Regions from separate parts of the Homo sapiens genome. Here region 2 is linked to region 1. A link is an interaction called in ENCODE POLR2A ChIA-PET data of the cell type or tissue named here. Cell type or tissue: MCF 10A. All regions are shown on one strand. Links, peaks and the distances in the headings refer to the core of each region. The heading gives the core; the rest is flanking DNA. Region 1 has its middle 10 kb from the start of CXCL2. Region 2 has its middle 17 kb from the start of CXCL3.

Region 1 (8,913 bases), core at 595-8,594:
CAAATTTGAAAGTAGTTTTATAGGCATATTTCTACATAATAGATTCAATTTGGCGTAAACCACAGTAATATGGGTACTTAAAAAACAATTCAAAATGCCAATGATCTGCAATCTAGTCACCTATGTGTTGGTATCTTTTAACCAAAAGGCTAAGTACCTGTATTGGGCCATTTATGAGTCACTATAAAGGACTATAAAGCACTATAAAGGAATAACCATGACTGGGTAACTTATAAAGGAAAGAGGTTTAATTGGCTCATGGTTCTGCAGGCTATGCAAGCATGACTTCAGCAACTGCTTCTGGTGAGGGCCTCAGGAAACTTACAATCACGGCAAAAGAAAAAGGGAGAGCAGTGATTGTCACATGGTGAGAGAGAGATCAAAAGAGAGAAGAGGGAAGGTCCCAGACTCTACAACCAGATCTCACATGAGCTAACTGAGCAAGAACTCACTTATCACCAAGGGGAATGGTGCTAAGCGATTCATAAGGAATCTGTCCCCAAGATCCATTCCCCTCCCACCAGACCCCACCTCCAACATTGGGAATCACATTTCCACATGAGATTTGGAGTGGACAAACATCCAAACTATATCAGTATCTAAATTAGAAGATTGTACAGAATTAAAGTCAAAGGAGATGGAGAGTTTTGAGGGCTCTTTCATCAAGGTATGGTGAGGCTTACCAGAGGCCACCTCCTGGTCAACAGTTCAGGGTCCCTCCTCCCCATTCCACCACTTGGCTATTTTTATGTTTGTGGTAACTATATTTCATGTTGTGGATAGTAGTTTAAATAGGATGGCATTCTATAAAAAAAATTTGAAAAAATGGTGACAAACTTTAAGCAAATAAATAATAAGAATGTTTTTCTAAATTACATAAAAACAAAACTTTTCCATCTAGTTTGGGATAACATTCTTCTATGGCTTCCTGGGTTGTTCCTCCAATGACTCTTTTTGGTGTGTGTGCCTTCTGAGTCACCTACCCTTGCCTTCTCCTATGAATTTGGACACCATACTTTCAAAATAGAGGGCAAGATATCCAGTCCTTGCGATGTATTGGAGAATAAAATTTTTAAAATCAAAATGTCACAGAAAACAGAGAATGAGAATTTACCAAGTTTGTAGACTAACATACTGTTACAGGACTCCTTCAGTGCTGCTTCACCAGCTGGAAATCTCTGTGGCTGCTGTGACCTCTGCCTGTAGTCTTGCCAAGGCCTGCTGGGCTCACTCTTCCCACTCAGCCTGATGGGCTGTACTCAGCTTGTGCTACCTGCTTGGATCCCACATCTGAACAGGGACTCTGTGTTTTGCCTGTGGCTAAACTTGGCATGCCACAGGCAGCTTTTGCATTGGGAGCCGGAGTCTAGATGAGGGGAATGCAGTGGCACCTGAAAACTCAGAGATGCCAGCAACTGTGGAGCCCCAGGTGATGTTACAGCTCTCGCCTGGGGAATCCTGAGGTCTAAGCTCCCAAGAAATGTTGCAGCTTTTGTAGTTCAGCAAGCTGGCCAGGAGGGAATAGTGCCTAACTGCTTCACTTCTTTGAGCCTGCAGCTCGGAGGATGGAGGCATGTTACAGCTCTCCCTGCTGCCTGCAGCTTGGAGGATGGGGGTGTGTTGTGTTACAGCTCATTTGTACCTGCTAAATAGGGGCATGCGGCACCCAGTGGTTTTTTTCACTCCTGTAACTCAGTGAGCAGGAGTATGTGTTACACCCTTTTGGCATGTTCCGGGTTCTTGTCCTGTGACCAAGAAGAATGACGTACACAGACACCGGAGAGTGAGCAAAGCAGAGAAGAATTTTCCTGAGTGGCAGAAAAGCTCTCAACACAAGAGGGGACTTGAAGTGGATGGTCCTCTGTGTGAGAGGAGGCCCAAAAGCAGGTGGCTGTCTGTAAGGCTGAGTTTGGGGTTTTTATGGGTTCAGAATGGGGGAGTGTATGCTGATTGGTCCATGGGTGGGCCTGGAAAAAGCATCATTATATTGGCTAAAAGGCATCGAGGAAATTCTCACTCTGGTCATGGGCTCTACCCCGAACTGGCAGCTCAGTTTTCAGTCTTCAGGCTGTCTTTGGCTTGGAGATCAGGTTTTACCAGGGACGCATCCCTGTCTGCCTAAGAATTTGTCTATCTCCTGTTGCTATCAATATAGCCAATGTGACCAGCTATTTCCAGGTCAAATTATGTCACTACATAGTGTGGCATGTGAAGATCCTAACTATACCCAGATAGATTATTATAAGTATCACCTTCCCCATTCTTATGTTCTAGTCTCCAATAGAACATATCAACTGCCAATTCATCAGAAATACTACCAACAACAACAACAAAAAACCCCTTCAATCAGGAAACGTTAAATTTATTAGAATTACTCAACAGGAGGAACAATGCTCTGACAGCATTTTAGTGTCTCAGAAGGAGGATGTTCAGAGAATTGGACTCAAAATGTTTAAAACTGATCTGACAAGGTAGGGAATGGACTGGAATTGGGCACAGTTGTTGACATAATAGAGTTAGTGGACAAAACAGGTGAGGGTCTTGCTAGAAAAAGCGAACTTGTCTGAGGAGTGATCTGCTGGCTCAGATGTGCAAACTGATGTCCTGAATAAACTGACTTAGAAGAATTTCCTCAAGCAAATGGCAAAGTTCTCCATGAGCTTAGTTTTATTTTCTATGTAAGAATTTCCTGGAACAAAGAGTTAAGTCATACTAATACAAATAATGTTAGTTCTCAAAAGAATGCTCTAAAAAGTAGAGAACTTCTTGGTAGTCTCAACTCCTGGAACAGTACCTAGTATAAAATAAGTGCACATAGAAATATATCTGGTAGTCAAAAAATATTTGTTGAGTTGAATGAAGATTATCTTGGTCCTAATTATAATGTTAATTAAGATAGACATTGTTGCAGATTTGAAAATGCCCAGAAGAGGAAGCCAGGGATCTGAATTCTAGTACTGATTCTACCACTAACTGCTAATCTGTCTGAAACTCTGTTTACTCACCAGACTAATGAGCAAATTAGACTACATTATTTCTAAGATCCCTTGAATTCCAAAATACACTACCACTTCCCACATTCACTTAGGAATATTTAAACCTCCTGCAGATACACATTTAACTGCTAGTGCACACAGGCTTCAGTTGTTGCTTAGAAAAGATAATGCATTCTGAGATTAGGGCTGATGGGAAGAGATACCAAATTTTCACTTGGTATCTATTAATAGCAATTTGGGGATCAATAGAATGCCTCATGAGTCCCAGAACATGTAGGCATGGGATGCCCAGATTTATGATCCAGAAGAAAAAAATCCTTCATCTTCTAGTATTTCATTCCTAGAGCCTTTGCTTGTTTCAAAATAATAATAATAATAATAATAATAAATAAAAGTGGTATTGCTATCAGTCTAGTGAGAACAACTCCCAAGAATTTTCTGTGCGTGAGAGTTGCCTAGATGATGAAACCCAGGACAAATCAATGAGTGAAAGAGAAAACCAGCTAAAGGGGAAAAAATATTCAAGAGATCCCAGCAGAGGATAATGAGGGCAGAGGACAGAGGCTATAGTAAGGGGAGGAAAAAGAGGATAAAGTTGATACAGATTATGTTTATGCAGAGCTATAAGCCGCGGTGTGTTGGTAAAACAGCTTTCAAATTTAAAAAAAAATCAGATTTGTAGCATTTGCTGATTTCCATAAACACTCCCACTGTGGTCAAATTTATGCTTCCAACAATGAATAACTGGCTATCAAAATTCCTGACCATTTAATAACCTGCTCTTGTAAGCCTGTATGAGCTGGCCAGAGCAATGAGGTAAGTGAGGCTGACTGAGTAGTTCTCACCGACCAAGGGTGAGCTCCTATAGGACCCTCGGGATGGTGACTCTTCAATTACTGAATACTTTTTCTGGGGTTTTCGTTTCTTTTCTTTTACTGAAATTCTCACTATGCTTTGCTTTAGGGAATTGGTATTCATATCCTGTAAGTCAAGGAGAGTTTTTTTGAGTGGGAGCTTGAATAAATTGAAGTGGGTCAACTCTCAAGTGCCAGACACCCCTGTTATGAGGTTTAGATGACAATTACTATTTCTTCAGTGATCCTTGGCCACTCTGAGATGGGAGTGGTCAGGGAGAGAAAGGAATGGAATGTCAGTGAAACCGCTTCCTGTTCTCAGCCTGCCCTGGGGCCTCACTCAATCCCAGCCTTGCATATCAGACCTTGGCCATCCTGTGAAATGAACATTCCTCAGCCCTAGCTTCCAGGAATATTGGATACTAGACTCGAAAATAAACTGATACCATTCACAGGCCAAACCAGAAGAAAACCAGGAAACATATGGCAAAAGAAGTTTTCTTCAAGAAATTATTTTCCATGTCATATTTGCGTAAATTTGTCATGGGCCTGTCACTTCCATGAAGGGGGAAACCAGCATGACTCTAGCATGCTGGCATCCTGGTGCCCTTTGCAGCTAAGGTCAGACTGTTTCTCCTCTTGCTTCTTTTCTGCATTTCTTAGTGGACTCATGACCAGCACATTTGAAGCTATAGATGATTATATTCAACACTGTATGTGCTATGAGTGAGCACCCTGAATTGCACAACAATATTTCATTTGGCTAATATTTCAGTTTGTTGAGTCATAAACCTGACAAGTAGCTACAGCCTACAAAATAGCATTTTCTGACTCAGTGCATGTGAGAGAGAAGTGGGAGCTAAAGGTTCTGCACAGCAGACACTGTTGGCACAACCATCTGACTTCACAGCCTTGTTCTATAATCTAGATTCTTCTCTACTTGACTCAATGGCATTGCTTTATAAATTCAGTGTAAATCTCAGACCTTCAAGAACATATCCCAAAATACATGATGAACAGCATCTGGTGTTCAGCCTTCTTTTCCTCTAACTATGAAAGTTTCCCACCAGGAAATGACAATAGCTGTCAACCTATTAACTCATGAGCAATTTGATGCCTTTTGTGTGAAGAATACAAGTTGAGAAATGAATTTCCTGTTGCTGAAATTCTAATACTTAGAAACTCTTCAATGAACAAACACAAGTATATTCTTTGTATTAGTAGCAGGGATAAAAAGGAGTTTCTTTAAACCAAACAATTTAAGTGTTTTGACAAATGTCAGCATAGTGGGATAGGATCTTAGACCATCAAACAGTGGGTTTTCCTTGTGTTGTAGTTTTTCAAGTGTCTATTGAAGAATCAAGAAATGCTGATTCTTCATTTTTCTTAATCATCTTCCATTGTCTATGTTATCATAAAATGACTAATTAAAATGGTAATTTTAACTAAAATTAATGGCTTTCTCACCTGATGTCTTAACTATTGAAGCGTATTATCTATACTCTCTTTCCCAAGAACATCCTATTCAATTCATTAAGCTCTGTTGGGTTCCAAGCACTTATAAAATGAACTCTGTGTGTAGATAAAAACAGAAATAATTCTTGTTTCAAAAACATAAAAATTCCTCTGAGGGGGTGTCAAAATTAGTACAAATTAAAATATGTTATAATAACCTAGATTTTTTCCAAAATTCATCTTTTCAGTCATCTGTTCTAGGATAATTTTTCATAATTTTCCTCCATATGCACTCTTCAATGCTTCATGAGGCCATATCTAACAATTGTGGGGTCTTGAGAGAGAGTTCAGAGAAGCCCATGATTCTCTGTCTAAATATTTACGGTTTTCTTAACTAGCTAACAAAATGTTAAATAAAATGAGTCTGAGGATCTTCCTGTCTTCACAGATATACAGTCATGCACTACATAATGACATTTTGGACAACTACAGTTGGAATACACAATGGTGAGGACATAGGATTACAGTACTATTAATATATATATTTACTGTATCCTTTGTGTGTTTAGATACACAAATACTGTTGTGTTACAATTGCCTAAGTATTCAGTACAGCAACATGATGTACAGCCTTGTAGCCTGGGAGAATAGAATAGAGCATATAGCATAGGTGTGGAGTAGGCTACACCATCTGGGTTTGCATAAGTGGACTCTAAGATGTTCACACAAGGAGGAAACAGCCTAATGCCAGATTTTGCAGAATGCGTTCTGATCTTCATGTGACACATGACCATATATTAATAACATTTTAAAAATATATAAAGTTATGGAATTTGTATGATGAGAATCAGCAAAATATCAGAGAAAAGTGAATTTGTAATTCCATATCTGGGTATTCTGTTATTGTGTAGGCAATGTCTGGATGCATACAAAATAAAATCATGCATAATTTAAGATTTATTCTATTATTCTATATTTATTATATAAAATTTATTTTTCTTCACTTCAGCAAAATTAGTAATTACATTTTTATAATTGAAATGGTCACATAATTTTTGTTCTATAGACAATAGTGCCATTTTAGATGATGCTTCAATCATTTCTTACATTTATTTATAATTAATTTAAATTTGGAGACATTTTACTCTTCTAATGCAGTGACAATAAGATTCCTAAAGCACTACTTGGATGCAGAAACAAAGCATACATTTGATGCTATATTCACACATTGTAATATGTCAGCTGTGGTAAGTTACCTAGACACTGAGCTTTCAGAATAAATTAAAAAGCATCTGGTGGACTGATTCCTTAGGGTTATGCTTATTAACTGATCTCAGAAAAAGATGTGGAAAATGTGGAAATAGTCGGCAGTAAGGATACATGGTCCTCTTGACTTTTTCCAAGCTTCTTCGGCCAAGTTCCCTGTGAAAATTTTGGTTTGTAAATATGCTTTGAGCTCCTCATAGTCATTCCAGAGCCAAAGAGAACAGAAGGGAGCTCAACCACCATGATCATTATTCTTTAGGCTCCCCACTGTGTCCCTCTGGGATCTCAGCCTTGGGCTTGAACTTCGTTAATCAAGAAAGTAAGTATCTAGTGTTAAGGAAGTTTAGGAGGTTAAGGGTCATTTGGCGCCCACTCTAGGCTCTGGTTCCTCAGGTGGCAGAAGTGCCCCCCGGGGTTCTCTAATACATTTGTGGTTTTTTTGCAAGGTTGTGCTAGTGAGATCTTCTGAAGCTTAGGCTCAGGACAGGGGGACCTTCTTTCCTGAGTCTAAGAGCAGTAATGGACCCCATATGGAACTGACCATAACATAATACATTTTTTTAAAAAAATTGTTTATTCTACATTTTAGAATTTAAGCACTTTAAGGACAAATTCAGTATTTTGCCCTTCTTTTTATCCCCAGTTCCTTACATATGTAATCATACACAATGCCTAGCATAAACACTGGGTTATTACCACCTGTTGACATCCCTGTCTGCTCAACCAGAGTGTGGCTCTTGTGAGGGAAGGAATAGACACTTTGATTTCTGGATCTCAGTGGCTCCCTCAATCCTGGAAATATGGTTGCTGTTTAATAAATAAGTCCAGTGGTTGAGTATATGTGTAGCCTTAGAACTGCACTGAGGAAGAGGAGAGACAGTGTAGTCAATGTCCTACATGGCCTGAATGTTAGTTTGGCAAACATCTGAATAAGGCAAGAAGAAAATATAGAACCAGAAGGGCACTGGAGCACAGAAGTAGCTCCTAGTCTCCATTCCACCTTTTCAGCTACTTTAACTTTATTTCTCATTTCAAAATCCTCATTCCTGAATCTTGGACTACCAGTTGGCAAAACTTTCAAAGTTAGCTAAGTAACCTCAAATCCCTTGGATGTGCCTCTCTTTTCCCTCTCTTGAGAATCATTCATTATTTTATTTTTCTTACCACTCTCAAATCTCCCCTTCTTTTTGAACTCACGAACTATCCTTCATCTGCTTCCTGGCTGTGTGCCACAGGGAGGGAGGAGTGGGAAGGGAAAAGGGGCCATCACAGTGTTTCACACACTGCCAAAATTAACGGTTTTGTTTCTCCTTGCTGCTCTCTCCTTCCAGGGAGGTGGCAGGACTCTGGAAGAAAGACTGTACTTTGTACTTAAGAGATTACCAAGCACTGTTATTACCAACCTTAGCAAAGATTTCTGTGCTACAGAATGGATAAGAGCTGGACAGTGCTGCACTTAAAATGACCATATCAATGTTTGTCCTTTTATGGAAAACAAGTATAAGTCAAAGTACAGATGGACAGCCCTGAATATTTTGCTTGGATAAATCCCTTGGGACCTTTTGTACTTTCAGTGTGGTCTGGGAGCTACAATAATGACTGAGATTGAATAGTTTTCTCCTTGGTGGAATGAAGGCATATAGTCAAATTTAATCTGATTTAAAGGAAATGAGTTTAAGGACCGTAGAGATTAGACTTTTATACGGGACTGTTGGGACCTTAAAATTTAAAATATAGCCACCGTTATTGTTTTGTTCCAAGTGTAATTGTTGCAGGTATACAAGAGAGCTAACAATGTTTTATCTCACAAAACTGTATTTTCTACCTATTTTTATCATGGATATGCACGCAAAGTAGAGAAAAAAATGACAGTAAAGATGTAACAGAAAAGGATTACATCCCAGATAAATATATTATTACAGAAACTCCTCTGTAGTCCAAAGACTTTCAATTTGTATCCAACAAATAATTTATGTATTATAAATTAATAATATATGTATTAAATTCAATAAAATTCTATAATAGAAACAAAGAATGTGGTTACATTGTTAGCATATAAAATTCATATTGGTCTTGAAAAAGTCAAAGCATGCTTCAGGCTCAAATATGGAGTTTTCAGAAAGGTATTGCCTCAATACCTTCTGTGGGTCAAATTAATCCAAAACTAAGGGGTATTGTGGACCCACAATAATAAATCTTAGAAACAATTTTGGAAAATATCAAAATGATCCCAGGTAACCTAAATATTTCCCCTGCATTTTACCTTCAATGCCACAAAAGTTATTTTGCTAAAATACAAATACAACCATGTCACTCACATACGTATAAACATTCAAAGTTTC
Region 2 (8,913 bases), core at 202-8,201, 53 kb after region 1:
AATCCAGTTAAATGAGGTTATTATGGTGAGCCCCTAATTCAATATGGCCTGTAACTTTATCAAAAGAGAAAATTTGGAGACAGATATGCATACAAGGAAAACACCATGTAAACATAAAGATGACCATCTACTAAGCAGGTAGACATACCTGGAACAACTTCTTCTCTCATAGTCCTCAGAAAGAAACAACCTGTCAAACCTTGATTTTGGACTTCCAAGCTCCAGAACCTTAAGATAAAAAAAAATTCTGTTGTTTAAACCATCTAGTCTATGATACTTTGTTATGGTAGCCCTAGAAAACCAATTAAAATGTTTTGTTGTTTGATTTTTTTAATGCAAAAATTAAAATGTGGTCACTATGGGATAAGTAAGGTCACTTATGAAACTGCTTAAGAAACAAAATCACAGCTCATAGGTCACTCTTAATTAATTAAACTTCAAGCCCATGGAAACAGCTGTCTTGAAACAACAAGTAAATGGTAGTTTGCAGTTTTTGACAGGAAAAAAGTCATAGTCTGAACTTGAATTCTCTGCAGCATATCTAAGCTGTACATATACTTTTAGTTTGACAAATTCTATTAATAGTTTAAATGGGATTATGCAAATAGGTACAAAATACAAAAGCAAGTACTCTCTGAGGAAGTGTGTCTTAATTCCCTGCTTTGTACAAACATGTCATTGGTAAAGTTGCATAGATATTCTCAAGACTCCATTTTGTAAGTCACCATTAACCACAACTGGCATTGACTCCTTCTCAATTATGCAGTTTCACCCCCAGGACGTAATAGACTCGTTTCTCTATTCAACAAACTCATCTCATCATGTCCCTAAAACCCCAATTAAAACAATGATTGAAAAACAAACTCAGTGTCTTTATTGGCTTATAAGTGACAAGCAAGCTACTTGATAAACTGTAACTTTTGTTCTTTAGTGGGGAGAGAGTAGGAGGAGAGCAATAAACCATTCTCAGGGTTGTAGAGAGCACATGCAGGTGGGCTGCAGTATTGATTCCACCATTTAGACCAGGATCAAGATCAAGTACAGACATGGGTATTCAGAACTCACCAGCACTCCTCCTGATGGCTGTCATTGTGTTTGGCACATTTGGTAAGCCAGCTATGGCTCTTATCTTTTCCTTCTAGGCACTGGAAAAACTCAGAAAAGTTTCCAGATGTAAAGAGATTGTATTTAGAATTAATCAAAGTGTATAAACTGTGAAATTAAAATGTAAGTAGACCTATATAGTATTTAGATTGTGGAGTGTCAAATAACTTTTTGTTGAATCAAATGAAAATATCTGTTTAACTTCCTAGAAATATCTGGCTCTAAGAGTCTATACTTTTCTTATTAGAGATGATAGAAAGAACATTACTAAAAATAAGTTTCATATAAAATATCTCATCTTAGGAAAAGTAAGAAAAGGAAAGAAAGACTAACCCTATTAGTATGTATATACATACACTCAAACTGCAGTTGGATTAATGTTATATATATTTATATTAGTATGGATTTGCAAAAGTTAGTATAAGCTATGAGTCTTTACAACAAAGCACTGTTAAATGTATACTTTGTATATGTTTTCTGTCAGTTACATAGGTACTACCAAAATGTATGATGTATTTTCCTTCATATAAACATTCATCAATCAAATATTTATTGATATTAATTAATAATCTTGTTATATATCTGACCCTGTGCAGAATCCTTATCATCTAGAAATTACAAAGATAAGAGCTTTAGGTCTAAGTTAAGATCTTTTTGCAGAAAATATACTCCATTTTCACACAGAAACTAAAGATTTTTCAGTAAGGGAAAGGGATCAAAAAAGGGGAGGAGAAGTGAGAAGGGCTAGAAGACAGAAGAGAGGAGAGAAGGAAGAGAGGAGGAGGGAGTTGGAGGGGCTTATGTTGTCTTTTTTTTCTTTCTAATTTGTTACTGCTTTCCTTTTCCTTCTTTTCTCTCTCCTTCTCTTATCTTTTCTCCTTCCTTCCCACCATGCCTTATTTCTGTTTATTCATGGAAGTAAAATAATTGTACTTAAAAAAGAGGCGGAGAAGGACCCAAGTACCCCAGGGGAAATCTCAGCCAACAGCCAACACCAACCACCTCCCATGTGAATGAGGCCATTTTTTATTTTTAACCATTTCAGTTGCTTCCGACTGCGCTCACTGAAGTGAGCTTAACCGAAGAACCTCACATTAACATGCAGATATATCAGAAATAATATATTTATTTTAAGCCACAGAAAGTAAGGTTGACTTATTACAAATAAAAGAGGATTAATGGTACTTGGTAACAATTGAATGTGTTTGCAGGCTCTAGAACAACATTATGCTAGAATTTCCTCAAATGAATGAGTATGTAGAGAAACTGTGTACCTTTCATACATTTGAGATTCAATAAATGGCATTTATCAACATAATTTAAAGTATAAATTCTGAAGCCTGCAAAACTTTGAAGTACTTGTATGTAATAGTACCCAGAAAGATACTTCCCCCTCAACTCCTTCACCCTCCCCACTCTCCTCCCACTTTCAGCCCATGCTTCACCTGTGGGCAGTAGACAGTAAAACCTCAATTAACTTGAGTGCCAGAGTAATTGACATCTGAACAATTCTTATCAACTAACAGTTACACAGAAAGCACGTTTGGTTTCAGCACTTATAGAAAATCTTTTGCTGGTTAATATTTTAATTTATTGATTAAGATACTTTAACAAACTTATAGAAAATTGTACTATCCCTAAGCATTTTCTGAAGCAATTGTTTTTGTGATTAATTTGCATTTGCAGGTGGCAGTCTATTTCCTTCATACTTGAAAGGATTTGGGAAAAGTGTGTTAAGAATGTGCTGTGTGAGGCAGAAAAGAGCTAGTCTATGTCTGAATTTTATGAATAGTGGTCCTGCAGTGTCTCTAGATAATTTTGTTTTAAAATAGCTAACATAAGATGTGCTTTAGGTCTTAGATAACTTGCTTGTTTCCTGAATGACTCTGCATTTATATGACTTAAAGCGAAAAGAGATAAAATAACTTACCTCCTGCAATATACACACATACACAAAGCCACAGTGACAATGCAAGATTTATAAAAAGGCTGTGAAGTTATTTTAAAACCAAAAAACCTGACTTTTTTTCTACTTCTAGCATTTATTTAAATCATAATTTTGTATAAGCTAATTGCTTTCAACTGAATTACTCATTTAAAAAATATCTTTTAACCATTTTTGTACAGTTTATCACTGTGTGTATAGTGTTTCTGATCTTGGAAATTGAAGGGAATGATGCAAATGATAGTAATAGCAGTTAACAGTAGCAGTTGTCATCATTGTCGTAATAGTAGAGTATGACTCATAGCCCATTACTTTGCACAAAGTTTTTAGGCCTCGCTTTTAAAAAAGAAATAGTTAAAATGACTAAGTCATGCAAAGAAGCGAACTTCATAAAGCCTGGCACATAATTGATGCTTAATCAATATTTTTTGAGTTAATGAAAATTAGCAAAAAGTTGTTTTATATTAAAAGCTGACTAATAGGCTTATACAATTTTGATGACTCATGAAATTTGTTACTACTTCCTCATGACCCTTGCTGATGATGTGTCTTTTGTGACAAGCCACATTTGCTGATTAAGGCAATTACTCAAAGATACTGTGATCCATGCCTACCTCTTTCCTACTGTCAACTCACTCAAAAACATCATTACTTCAGGAGACTTTTCCTGTAGTTTCCTCAAAAGGATTAGGAACTTTTTGGAAATCTTACTAATGAACGAGGAAAGAAATCTGCATAGGGTTAGTATGGAAAGAAAAAAAGTGTCCAGTGAAGCTAATAAATATTCTCAACAATGTGTTTAAGGGGTTGAACAGAAAATGAAAGATACTATGAATAGTGCTAAAGACCTTTATATCTTGCTCTGGAGATAGCTTTGATTTTATGATTGAATGAAAATGTATCTGACTTGAGAATTCACAATATCTCAATCTCAATAACAAGAAAAGGTTGTAAAGTCATCCTGCAGGAGGAGCTAGAAAGAAGCCTGTTCTCCTCATTCTGTGTCCTGCTGAGCTTCTCTTTGCTATTGACTCCATATCTCAGCTCTCAGAAGAAGCCAAACTCTCAGCTTGTGCCCTTCTTTTAAGCTTGCTTAAGACTAGACAGTTCTGTGTTGAGATGGGAAGAAAAATTATTTTAGTTCAATATTTTCTACTGCTAAACTCTAATTTATAAGAAAAAATTAAGTAGGGTGGAAAAAATAAGAAATACATTTATCTACTGAAATTATTTCTGTGGAGGCATAAATAATTTTAGAAAAGTTTATTGAAAGCCAAATGGGAAGACAGACCTGGAAAGACACATCAACAAAGTTGGGGGTGTTCTAGAGTCTTTCATAAGCTAAAAGGGCTTTATGGGAAAGTTTAGAAGAAGAGAGGAAGGCTCCTCATACCAGAGTTGTCCTCTTTTTCATCGGAGGATAAAATAAAGGAGTTACAATCATTAGATTACTACATACAGGCTAAATGTCTACGTGCAAAACAATCAGAAAACTTCTTGTTTCAGTGTAACTTAGAAATAAATCATGGTCCTATTCAGTGTCATCAGGTTCTACATTAATCAGTACGTCAACAATCTGAGGAACTCATAATAAAATGCTTTACTCAGAGATAGAATGTCAACATCAAGTCACCAAACCTTTCCAAGGTGGGTTAATTTGGAAGTCTGCTTACTTATAATGTAAACTGTAAAATGTGACCTGTAGGTTATCACACTTAAAAACAGTTCCAAATAACTTCAGTAGGCATAGTGAATAATTGTTCAACAATAAGAAAAATTGGCTTGAAAACTAAAAAAAAAAAAAAAAACAAAAGAGAGAATGAGTTTTGTTTGTAGTTTCTTGATAAAATTATAAAATTTATTTCTAAGGCAGAAAGAATTCAGTAAGCTAAAATCCAAAGTAAGCCTCTGATGATAATTGGCTCTTATTTTATCCATACGGTCCCAAAGAACATCTGCTGTCTTTGGCGCAGGGCCATATATTTGTGGTTTCAGGTGCCCCTAAAGTGTCTATAGGAGCCTATAAACAAAGCCTATAAACTGTGTTGTAGGAAAGACAGCACATATTGTTACAGGCTCATACAAAGAAAATATATGTAGTGTTTCAGTCTAGTTCTTACCTTCCTAAGTAGAGTCCTTACACATGTGTAAGGGAGATAGGTATTGAGAAAGGGAGAGTGGGAATGTGAAGTGATGCATAACATGCAACTTAGTAGGAATTTTGACCTGTGTTGGGCACAGCTTGACAAGCTTGTGTGTGTGTATCACCACATACCCTCACTTCCCCCTTCCCTACCTCTTTCTCCTTACTGACTTCAAGGGAGAGCATATAAATGACATCAAGGGGTATGAAAAGCCACTTAACTGCAGACTTGTAGGCAGCAACTCACCCTCAAGAGGAAGTCTTCAGGCTCTAGAAACATCTTTAACTTCGGCTTCTGCACCATAAGCCTCAGACTCAATGCCACCCTGCAGCTGTGCCAGATCACTTTGTGCCCTGCAGGTGCTGCTGTTGACTGTTCTGGGTTCCTCCACCAATGGACAAACTAAGAGAAACATAGGGAAAAGGAAATGTAGAGATCTGTTCCTTGCACCTGTTGCTGCTTCTGCTATACCTGTATCTGGGAGAAAGACTGGCTTGGTGCTCCTGGGGCTGGAGAGTGCCATTATAACAACAAATCCAAGTGGAGGGGTCACAGAGAGGGGGCACTTCACATTTGCTGGGCATTCTGCTGGGCACTTTACTAAAGCTTTACAGATCATATTCACAATGGCTTTATGAGAGAGGTACAATTACCTTCAATTTACAATTGAGAGAACTGAGAAAAATATTCACGACCACTAATAGATCACTTTTTACCCCAGCTGTAAGTGTAGACAGTGACTTGTACACTGAACTGCGCTGCGTGTATGTGAAGTCAACCTTTGTACTTCATCCCAGAAACATCCACAATTTGGAGTTGGTCTCAGCAGGACCCCATTGCAGCAAAGACGAAGTAATGTAAGCCACTGCTTCTGTGCTATCGCCTCATCAGGGAAGCCCTCTACCTCCATCCCCATCTGCATTCATTTCCTCCAGTCTCACAGATCCTTTCTGATATTCAGGCCAGGACACCCACAGATAATTCTATTCTCTCTTGCAGAGCCACTCTGTAAGATGGGAGAAAAAATCTGCCTGGACCCAGATGCTCCCAGAATCAATAAAATTGTACAGAAAATGTTGAAAGTTGATGAATTCATCTGGTTAATTTGTTAACTTTCTGCTAACGCTTTTCACTGGAAGGGGAGGATTTTGAAGTCTTGACTTTCTCAGATTCTTATTTATCCAGGATACTTATTCTTACTGTATTAAAATTTTGATCTAAGTTCTATTCTGTTTCAAAAATCTCATTTTATTCTGAGAATGCTGGATAAAAGATAACAGAAAGAAGGTGAAAATAAGCAAGCCATGCTTCAATATATAATATATGTTTTACCCCCAATCCTTGGCTAAACATTGTAGTGCACTTTCCCTTTATTTATTTGAAAATTTCTATTGAAACACATCTTTGTTGATTTTTCCAACCCCACTCTACTGTAAGACTAGACATGCTGATGATAATAAACAGATTTAATAATGGTTAATGATATTAGGAATCACACAGAGCCCAGCGCAAAATACTTGCTCAATAAATTTTTGTTAGTATGTTCAGGAACTTAATAGGGTCTTTTAGTGTCTTAGTGCTATTATGTCTTGCTTAAAACATCTTCTGAAAGTTTCTTCTGATGTTTGTTTTAGCCTTCAAACCCTAAAAATAATAAAGTTGTAGAATGTAAGTCTTGTGAACTCTGCTTTTTTACTTTAAAGTGTATATATTTACCCCTGGTAGAATAAAAAATAGATGATGGAAATGAATTAATGTATCCCATTAAAAAACCTGTGATATTTTTTGAAACAAGAAAGAAAGAAAGGAAAAAAAATTCTTGAGGTTAAATGTTTTACCCTGACATGTTTGTATATATTAGCATTTAGTTAACATCTACATGGTTACAATTCTAGCATTAGTATTGACCTTGTAAGTAAGTACAATGTAGAACTTAACCTTTACTAGACTACTAATTCTTTTTTTAATCAACAAAATTTCCATTCATTTCTTAACCCCTAAAATTTATACCTACAAAATTTTCATTAACAAAATTAATTTTGTTACTACAAAAGTATTAACATAAGAATAACAATTTCTATTTATTTGTTGTTATATATTATTAATTTGAACATAATTGCTGTGGATAAAAGCTTTACTTCTTCCCTTCTCGTTTTGTTTCACACTTTGGTATTTCACAATATGGCCAACAAAATTCACAAGTTATGATCTGTATCATTCTTTATATAGCATGATAATAGTTCAAATTTATTAATCACTTTTAATATGCCAAGCATATAAAGTGTTTTGCATGCAGGAATAAACAATTTTATGAGATAGTTATGACCCAGCTAAAAGCACATCCTCTCCAGTCAGAATAATGGGCTAACCTGGCTCCACCACTTGCAAGTTCCGCAACAGCTATTGGGTTGGATGCAGATGCTCAAAAATGCAGTACTTAATAATAGGACTACATTCTGAGAAATGCCTCATTAGGTGATTTTGTCATTGTTCGAACACCGTAGTATGCACTTACATAAATCTAGATGGTATAACCTATTGTACACCTAGTGTAGTATAGGGGACATTACAGATACAACTAATGATGTTTACAGCCAAAGTAATCACACAGACTATGGTACTCCATGCACCCAGAATCAAAGCCAAAGTACTTGACCCACCAAACACCATAAATACATCTTCAGAAAAAAGTTATCCCCTACTAAAGAAAATTCCAAAATAGGAAAATTTCCTTTTATACCACATACCCAGAAATCAATATAAGGATACAGGAAACATAAAAAAGCAAGAAAATATAACACCTCAAAAGGAAAACATTAATTCTCTAGCATATATCTTGATCAAAAAGAAATTTTCAAAGTTCCAAATAAGGAATTCAAAATATTGATTTTTTAAGGATACTCAGTGATATTTTCGAGAATTCTGAAAGACAATAGAAATAAATTTTTAAAAATCAGAATGCAAATGATAAATTTACTGAAAAGGTAGATATTTTTAATACAAACCAAATAAAAAGCTTAGAACTTAAGAATTCATTAAAGGAAATATAAAATACGTTTAAAAGTGTCAATAATAGGCTAGCTCAAGCAGAAGAAAAAATGTTAAAATTTGAAGACAGGCCTTTTGAAATAATTCAGTTAGATAAAAATAAAGAAAACATAATAAAGAAAGAGCAAAGGCTTTGTGATATTTGAGACAATATAAAATGAAAAAATAAACAAATTATCAGTATACCTGAGGGTGAAGAAACAAAGAAAAGATTAGAAAATCTATTCAATGCAAAAATAGATGAAAATTTCCAAATCTAGCAAGAGATTTAGACATTCAGATTCAGGTGGTTCAATGTGCCCAGACAGATAAAATGCAAACAGGTTTTCCCTATGGGTGTCTAAAGTCAAAGTTAAAAACAAATTCTAGAAACAGCAAGAGAAAAGTGTTCAGCTACCTATAAAGAAAACCCCATCAGACTAACAGTGGATTTCTCAACATAATACTTCCACATCAGAAGAGAATGGGAAGATATACTCAAAATGTTGGAGGAAAAAATCTTCCACCCAAGAATACTACATCTAGCAAAATTTTCCTTTATAAATGAAGGTGAGATAAAGTCATTCACAGAGAAACAAATGCTGAAGGATTTCATTACCACTAGACTAGCTCTGAAAGAAATACTCAAAGGAATTCTAAAGCTAGAAGTGAAAGGGTGACATTTACCATCAT

Evidence for each region. ChIA-PET counts read pairs that join two places held together with the same protein. Peaks named below come from ENCODE experiments on the same cell type or tissue, not always from the same donor. Only the 100,000 strongest peaks of a DNase experiment are listed, where the experiment ranks them.
Region 2: POLR2A ChIA-PET joins it to region 1 with 11 read pairs; 6 of 35 experiments call an interaction of 5 or more read pairs at or near these places.

Annotation. Positions count from the first base shown.
Region 1 is chr4:74,104,962-74,113,874 of GRCh38, reverse strand. No RefSeq gene overlaps it. Among named protein-coding and RNA genes, the nearest start is that of CXCL2, 10 kb to the right of the region's middle. RefSeq lists a silencer at 2,489-2,783 and an enhancer at 4,069-4,363. In MCF 10A, for the core only: no CTCF peak of the experiment used is centred there; DNase peaks (open chromatin) are centred at 1,714, 3,804, 4,144 and 4,634.
Region 2 is chr4:74,051,412-74,060,324 of GRCh38, reverse strand. It overlaps the pseudogene PPBPP2. Among named protein-coding and RNA genes, the nearest start is that of CXCL3, 17 kb to the right of the region's middle. RefSeq lists cis regulatory regions at 2,432-2,616, 2,829-3,772. In MCF 10A, for the core only: no CTCF peak of the experiment used is centred there; a DNase peak (open chromatin) is centred at 3,344.